Linked DNA regions of Mus musculus: region 2 is linked to region 1. A link is a loop called in an ENCODE intact Hi-C map of the cell type or tissue named here. Cell type or tissue: heart. All regions are shown on one strand. Links, peaks and the distances in the headings refer to the core of each region. The heading gives the core; the rest is flanking DNA.

Region 1 (4,395 bases), core at 287-4,286:
ATGGACACACACACAAACACACAGTGTTAATCTTACCACATTTGAAGCCATCTTTATTAAATACTGGCCAAGTCCATGGACACTGCACAGGTCTATACCCAGAATTTCGAAACTTAATGACATCAGTCAGGGACTTAGAGAAGTAAAACTCACAAGGCCACCTACTTCCCACCTTCGTCCAATCAGGGGCACAGGTACTTCCTGCCTACATGTGATTATGCATACATTCTGTACAGCAGAAGAATGCCCTGTCCTCCTTCCCAGCATGAACACTGTTCCATTTTCAGGGCAGAGACGGCCAGATTGCAGTGGTGACAAGAACAGAGTAGAGCCTTTCAGTGGAACTTACCTTAATGAAATCCTCAGTGGGCCCAGGACACTCTGTTTCTCTAGATAACACCAACATTACTTTTTTTTTTTCCCTTCAAACCATTTGTTTCACCTGTGCCATCTCTCTATGGCCCATAAACCAGACTGAGGCAGTTCATTTGATGTTGCTTAGATACAAATGACCCTCCCTGAATAACAAACAGGATGTACCCTTCAGAGGATTTATGGTTTCTTTCTTGTGCACCTAGTTTCTAAGTGGGATATTTCTCTGGAAGCTTCTTTTTCTCAGTATCTCCCCCAGCAGTCGGGCTCTCTGCTGAGACGGCAAAGCAAACGGGCTTCATTTTTCAGACCCTTGGGTCCCAGACCTTACTCGAACTCTTTATCTTCTGTTGCACTGCAGTCTCCTGGGTAGAAATGCTTTTAGTAATAAGAGCCCTTGACAACAATCATATTCTGGGGTGTGAGGGACACTTCTCACTAGACCCAATGAAACAAACAAACAAACAAACAAACAAACAGCCTATAAGAATCTTAGATAATCTAAGTATTATACCTGCCCTTGGCAGCGGTCTGTCTCTCTAGTTATCATTCACAAGACTGCTCCTTTATAAACAGAGCAAACAGTGAACAAGGAATTCCAGTAAGGTGAATGTTACCAGACAGATGACAGTCCACATCTAGTCTGTCATGTTTAATCTTATATCTACCTTCATTGCATCTTTTCCCTCATCTCAAAAGTGCCCTTCACATGGGACACTTGAGAAAGGAGGACAAGCAAAGGACATACTTACACGTGTTAAAGAATACACCAATGTCCCCAAACCGGTGGTGGTGATGGTGGTTGAGATTTAACATTATTCCCAGAGCTACGATGTTGCCAAAGGTGTAAGCTCCCTGCCGATGCAGCAAATTCTGTACTGTGGTCTCTGTGGTACCCCAGCCACTTTACATACTATCAATCAGCAGAGTGATGGGAAAGAGCTGACCCACTTAGCAGTGATACGGGCAGATGACAGCCGGTGCTGGAGCTTGTATAATCTGGCTAGAGGGATCACGTCTCCAGGCTGTCTGTCTGGGGCTCCGAGATCTCTATGTGGGTGACCTTGTGACTGAAGGTGACAGATACAGTTCTCTGGCCAAGAGCTACTTAAATGGGTCAAGGCAAAATTCAGCTCTATCTGAATTCTTGAGTTCTGGGTCACTTCTCTCCAGACATGTGCTGTCCTCTTGGTCCTCTTTGACCCCATTCCTACCTCATCTTGGAGCTCTGAGGATCTAGCTAATATAATTTAACTTGATAATTATTCACTGAGCAGTGTTAGCAAGAATCTCTTGTTTGTGTAATACTTGGCTTAATTCTGGTCTGACTTGTAGCTCCATGACAGAGACAGAGAAACACACACACACACACACACACACACACACATACACAGGGGGGGGGGGAGACAGACAGACAGAGAGAGAGAGACAGAGACAGAAAGACAGAGAGCGACAGACACACACAGAGATAAACAGAGACAGAGAGAGATAGAGACAGAGACAGAGACAGAGAGAGTAATGGTGACCGTGGACAGATGCTGAGGCTATATTCTGATCATGGTCCTAGACGGAGCTCAGACAGTGCCCTCAGATCATGGGTCCTGTTTTAGGTACTTGCCTCATGGCTGTGACCAAATACCTGACAAGAACAGCTTAGGAGAGGAAAGGGTAATTTTGGCACATGCCTTGTGGGCGCAGACCCTCATGATGGGAAAACCGTGGGAGTGGGAACTGTTGACATTGGCAGCTGCAGAAGCAAGAGGCTGGATATTCATATCTCGGAGGATTAGGAGCAGAGTCTGGACAGAAAACGGAATCAGTGTATAAATCTCAAGGTCCACCCCTCAGAGTGCCACTTCCTCTGGTTAGCTCTGCCTTTCAAAGGTCCTACAATCTCTTAAGGTGGTATGACTAAGAGGTTGGCTAAGTGTTTGAATGCAGGAGTCTGGGGGGAATGTTTTTTTTTTCCAATCAAACTCTAATAGTCATTGATTATGATCCCAGGCTGAGCCCTGATCACAAGATAACACCGTGACAGAGATACCAGGATTGGCTTGTTTAGGTTACCCCGACTTCCGTAGTCACAGGTTAGACCTGAGCAGGATATGAGGAGGGGAGGAAGTGGAATAAAAGCAGCTCACACATGAACAAAGACAGTGCCAATTAGAGCAGCTTGGATCCTCCGGTTTCAAACTCAGAGAAAGCCAGTGCAGTTTGAGGCAGAGCCTAATGAGCTTTCCAGAGCTACGCTTTATTTCCTTCAGCTTGTAGAGGTTATTGTGTTTTGCAGGAAAATTAACTGGCAATTAAATTTCTGAAAAAGTGTTTGAAACTCCTGCAAGCTGTGCCTCATTGTTTTGCAAGATTGGGTACACAATGTAATATTTCCATCTGCAAATTAATTTTCCCTCACAGCTTCTGTCATAACGGCAATGTCATTTACTTAGTCTCTCATTCAGCACCTAATCTGGTGCACATTTGCTGTGCACCTCATGTGAAGTGGGCAGTCTGAGGCAGACAGACGTGAGTCCGACAAAGTCTTTGCTCCCCAGGCAACCTCTGTCAAGAGGAGGGCAGGATTCTCAGAAGGAAAACTGCGGAGGGCAGAATACAATGATTTTATTTTAAGGAGCAGGATGGGACTCTGGACTTCCAAATGAGCCAGGGTAACTCCTAATTTTGTTTCAGTGAACAAAGAAGAGGAAAGAAAGCTGAAGGTGATAGGAACCAACCTTTATCGAGTGCCTGCTGTACACTGGACTATGTGGGGAAATTTGTTGTCCCTCTACCCTTAGGACAGCCCTGTGAGGTAGTGGTATGAATATGAAAATTCCATTCCGCTCATAGAGGAGGAGATGAAGGCTCATGCTGTCTGTGTTCTTGCTTGATATGATGTAGCCAGAAAGATGAAATATTTCCCAATAAATAAATATGCCAATTCTTATAAATTACAGAGTTTTCCCTTGTTTTGTTTTGTTTTTTTTTTTTCTTTCCCCAGTGCTGAAAAGGAAGCCCAGGACCTCCTGGAGGCTGGGTAAACAAATGTTTTACTCCTGAGCTCTCTCCCCAGCCCCGACATGCTAATTTTCTGGATTATATACTATACCCATTGCTATAATAAAACATTTCACAGAAAGAAACTTGGGGCAGAGGGTCTGTTTTGTACAATGGTTTGAGGTGCAGTCCATCCTGGCAGGGGTGGCATGGTGGCAGGATGACAATTGGTCAAATCAGTCAAGAAGCAGAAGGTGAACGCTGCTGCTCACCTTTTTTTCTTTTTTATCTTTTTTTTTTCAAATTTTTATTAGGTATTTAGCTCATTTACATTTCCAATGCTATACCAAAAGACCCCCATAACCACCCACTCCCCCTTTTTGGCCCTGGCGTTCCCCTGTACTGGGGCATATAAAGTTTGCGTGTCCAATGGGCCTCTCTTTCCAGTGATGGCCGACTAGGCCATCTTTTGATACATATGCAGCTAGAGTCAAGAGCTCCGGGATACTGGTTAGTTCATAATGTTGTTCCACCTATAGGGATGCAGATCCCTTTAGCTCCTTGGGTACTTTCTCTAGCTCCTCCATTGGGAGCCCTGTGATCCATCCATTAGCTGACTGTGAGCATCCACTTCTGTGTTTGCTAGGCCCCGGCATAGTCTCACAAGAGACAGCTACATCTGGGTCCTTTCGATAAAATCTTGCTAGTGTATGCAATGGTGTCAGCATTTGGATGCTGATTATGGGGTGGATCTCTGGATATGGCAGTCTCTACATGGTCCATCCTTTCATCTCAGCTCCAAACTTTGTCTCTGTAACTCCTTCCATGAGTGTTTTGTTCCCACTTCTAAGGAGGGGCATACTGTCCACACTTCAGTCTTCATTTTTCTTGAGTTTCATGTGTTTAGGAAATTGTATCTTATATCTTGGGTATCCTAGGTTTTGGGCTAATATCCACTTATCAGTGAGTACATATTGTGTGAGTTCCTTTGTGAATGTGTTACCTCACTCAGGATGATGCCCTCCAGGT
Region 2 (4,395 bases), core at 194-4,193, 67 kb after region 1:
CACGTAGGAAAGGAATTTGAAACACTTTCAAAGCGATTAAAGAGAGGAAGCTATTGGAATGTGGCTAAATGCAATAATCACATTAACTGTTTATGGCCACGGGGCTTTCAGCACCAACGTCCTTGGGTTAGCGTGAGCAGGGGCTGGGCTGCTGAGAATGGCAGTAGAGATGGCGATGGCAACGATGACAATGCAGGGCCAGGTGGACATAGAAGGGCAGGTGGAGGATGGCTTAGGGCCGGTGCAGAAGGTGGGGGAGCAGGTGGAGAACAGCCAAGGGCAGGTGCAGTGGCAACAGAGGAACAGCTTGGGACAGCCAAAGGCCAGGCATGTGTGTGTGTGTGTGTGTGTGTGTGTGTGAATATGTGACTATGTGAATGTGTTTGACCCCTGGCTCTAAACTTGGATCATGTGTGGCAGGAGAACCGTGACAAATTGCTTCTCAAAGGCTCCAGGGCCTTTCTTTAACAACGGCTGTGACTGCCCTCCATAGACTGTAGCTCAGAGGCCCCAAAGAAGGCAAAAGTCCCAGCCCTAAGTGCCCTGGGGTTGAAAATTGAAAAGTTCTCACGGAATGAAGAACCTAGTAGCCAGGTCAATGAAAAGGTTTGGGTATTGTGTGGTTTCTTCTCTCTCCTTGATGGAACCCTGTTGTGACCATAGCAATGACGTCTCCATCGTAAGCACCGATGAGTTCTGGCTGCATGCCCCAGGTCATGCCAGTCCCAACTCATGCCTCTGGTCTTCTCCACTTTGTCCTTCCAGGATCTGGGGCTAGTTAGACAAGCCTGCAGTCAGTTGGGCAGCTTGTCAGAAGGGAAAGGTTGGACCTTGTCAACATGGGCAAAAGCTGACAGAATTTCTTCTTTATGGAAAAGTCTGAGCTTTTTTTCTCACAAGGTCTTCAATGAATAGACCAAAGTGTTCTAAAATAGTCTCCCTTCCTTAAAGTCATGGACTTTAATCACATGTATAAGGTAACTTCACAACAATATACAGATTCCTGTTTGAATTGGGGACCATACCTTAGCCAAGCTGATGTACACAATAGGCTATTATCATCCCCCTACTGTATCTCACTAGCTAATGAGGCACCTGAATAGGAACAGGAGGCATGGGCTGGAGCAAGAGAAGAGATAGGTAGCAGAAATGATCTTAATGACTGGCAGTCTGGACAATAGTTTCCTCTGGCATCAGCTGCAGACTGTATCTGACTTTACACTCACTGGTGCTTCTCAGAGCTTTGTGGACCCCCAATACCATCCACTTTGCTGGGCTGCACTACATAGCACATGGCTCAAAGACTCACTGGCTTGGAACCAGCACTTATTATCGTGGTCACGGGTCTGCAGGTTGATTAGAGTTTGGCTGACTTAGATTCTGCTTGGCTATTGAGTCTGTTTGAGACTGTGGCTCCAGCTGGCCATGGCTTCAGGTTGTGGATTTGGTTCATAGCTGCTTCTGTGTTCAATCTCTGGTCCAAACCTAGGTTCAATCGCTGCACAGGTTCTTTAGATGGCAGGTTACCACAACATAGGAGGGAAATACCTCAGCATCACACAAGAACATGTGCATCCTTGTCCTGCTCACCCGTATCTTACCCATATAGAATCCCCCCAAATGGCTAAAGACTGTCACTGACTTTGGTTGAAGTCAAGACAATATCAATTTTGCCTCTTCCAACCTACCCTGTAAGGCTACTTTCTTATTCTGAATGAACTTGGCAGAATGCCCCTCTCTTCTCTGGTCATGTTTTGATCACACAGTATCCTCCTTAGCCCCAGGACAGTCTCAGTCCAGTGATTAGAATGTCTAGAAGGATGATGAGAATCAACTATACTCACTAGTGGCCACAGGCAGGCTGTTACTGTATCACCCTGTCATTAAGAACCTAAGGATTGGGCCTATAACTCAGCATGTTACATGAAGCATGACTCTTGTGTACCTATTCTCTATGGACAGTGTAGATCAGTGGTTCTCAACCTGTGTGTCACTACTCCTTTAGGATTTGAACAACCCTACCACAAGGATTACCTATGACCATCAGAAAACACAGATATTTGTATTAGAATATATAACAATAATAAAATTCATTATGAAGTTGCAGCAAAAATAATTTTATGTTTGGGGGTCACCACAATATGAGGTGGTGTATTAAAAGGTCATAGCATTAGGAAGGTTGAGAATCACTGGTCTAGAACCTTCTCCTTGGCCCGTGATTCCTGTAATGTTCATTATACAGATCTTTTCTAGGATCCTGTTGCCCCTTGAGGCATCCTCTCAGGATAGCTTCTCCTAAGACCACTTGGGGTAACATATCTCCCCCAACTCTCTAAAGTACTGTCCCCCTACATCTCCAGCCAACTGTTTTCCTTTTTAAAAAAGAGTAAAAAGCCAATCTACTATGTCCCCAAGCCCCATGGAGGAGCTGTAGCAAGCAGGTTTGAGTTTTCTTTCTCTAACAGGCCCCACCCTGCTCCCAAGAGATCCCTTAGGTCGCCATGCCTGGCTGAGTTCCACTTATGCGAGAAGGCTTGGTTGCCAAGTTTGGGATAATTGGGATTTTATCTTCCCCGTCTACTCATAATCACTTCTCTCTTTCTCAGTCAAGCATGTCCCCTGTGCCGCCTGAGGTCTGCTGGACACCACATTCCGAGAGACATTTCCTGTCAGCTTCATTGTGCTTCACAGAGCTGGTGGCCATATGAGTTGCTCATTAAGGTGGCCTATTGTCTCAGCCACTCTTCACTTCCTCAGGTCAGTTTGTTCTCTTGCACGAGGACTAAGCTGCTGGTTTCTTTGAGCTTCCCATCCAGAGATACAGTCCGTAGGAAAACCATGAGATCAGGATAAAAAGTCCAGGCTGGTGCCCAGGGGCATGGTTTATTCTGAGTCCCACGGAGGATTACTTTGGGCAATCACAGGGTGAATGTGAATGCTGATTACATCTGCAGGTACCAGCCAAAGGAAATGAAGTGTAACTATATAATGTTAGGCAAATTTAAAGGATTGTTATTTCTACTGGGCAAGATAGCTACTTCCCAGCTTAAGAGAATAACCTCTGAGGTCAAATCCAAATTGCCTGTTTTATGCTTCTGTGAGTCTCAGGACAATACAAGAAAGCTTTCGGTAGAGGAACCACGCCTCTTGGACAGCCATCTGTGCCCCTTCACTGTTCCCTGTGTGACCTCTCTGAATGGTGGTCCAGCCTAGCTCAGCTGTGACGTGACTTGAGGAAAAAAGGGGAGAGAGCTCACATGGATTCCCAGCTCAATTCTGATATTAGAAAGCTCTGGGCATTGCAGGTTCTGCTGGGCTCCCAGGGGCCAGGCTGGTTCTGACCTCACCTTGCTCTGGCTGGTCTCCACTTACTTCATGTCCCATGGGGAATAACACCTCTCTGAAGGTGTTGAGCTGCAGTGGTTGTTTTTCTGGCTGCTACATGATACTCAGTCACCTGTTTGCTGTCACACTTGCCACTCGGAGTAACAATGAATTATTTGATGAATTGTTTGCCGATCTTTCTTGCTTCCAAGCTGTGAGCAACTCTAGACTTGGCTATAATTGATCCCCAAGACCCTTTGGTGCACAGCTGAAGCCCCACCCACACCAGAGGAAGTGCCGGAGGCAGAAAAGAAGAAATCAACACACACACTGCCTCTGTCCCAATCAGCATCCAAGGAAGTCTCAAGGTGAGGCTGCAATGCAGCCTTCTCAACAGGATTCTATAGAGAAGTGGGATGCTAACTGATTTCCAGAGGTGGCCTTGTTCCAGGGCTCTCTGAAAATGCTACCTGGTGATGAACTTGACTTTGTTCTTCTGAGCTAAGGGCACTGGCCCAGTGGGCCATCTCACCATGGCTCTACTCACCTGGTGGCCAGCAGAGTCCACTGAGAGCTGACTTCTGGGAGTCGTTGCTGGAAGAGAGTCTGGCAGGAAGAATTGTCAAGTATCTCAGCTGACTCCCCAGAGGAGATGAATATCCTCCCCAGGGACAGCCAAGGTATACAGCACTGCTCAAGGGGCAAGGCTCAGGCTTCAGAGAGTCAAGTTCAGACAGCCATGGATCTGGATATGGTTGGGAGGCAGGAATCATGTTCTTAGGAAGATACCATCTTTCTCTGAGATTGTGAACAGTCCCTTCCCCTCTCTGAACCTCAGGTTCCTATCTGCATTGGGTAACATTTAAGTGTTTAGATTCTCAATCCATTGCCTGGGATCAGATCCCAATTTGCTCTGTTTGTTTTGGTTTAGTTTATATAAGTAAGACTTTCAGAAAGCTACTTTTCTTAAAAAGGGAGCCGGTCATAGTTCTGATATTACAGGTGTGTACCTCTCTACGTTCTAGAACCTGCTTTTTAACCAACTGTCTAGTAACCTTTGTTGTTCACCTG

Evidence for each region. A loop is a pair of places that touch in the nucleus more often than their neighbours do. Peaks named below come from ENCODE experiments on the same cell type or tissue, not always from the same donor. Only the 100,000 strongest peaks of a DNase experiment are listed, where the experiment ranks them.
Region 2: a loop joins it to region 1, with 2.0 times the contacts of the local background. A loop is called at or near these places in 5 of 42 quality-filtered maps.

What each region holds. Positions count from the first base shown.
Region 1 is chr11:71,445,427-71,449,821 of GRCm38, forward strand. No RefSeq gene overlaps it. Among named protein-coding and RNA genes, the nearest start is that of Gm16013, 11 kb to the left of the region's middle. In heart, for the core only: no CTCF peak of the experiment used is centred there; a DNase peak (open chromatin) is centred at 2,535.
Region 2 is chr11:71,512,869-71,517,263 of GRCm38, forward strand. 9230020A06Rik (RIKEN cDNA 9230020A06 gene) reads left to right here and starts at 3,668. Exons shown (of 6, transcript NR_152165.1): 1 at 3,668-4,004. In heart, for the core only: no CTCF peak of the experiment used is centred there; a DNase peak (open chromatin) is centred at 2,613.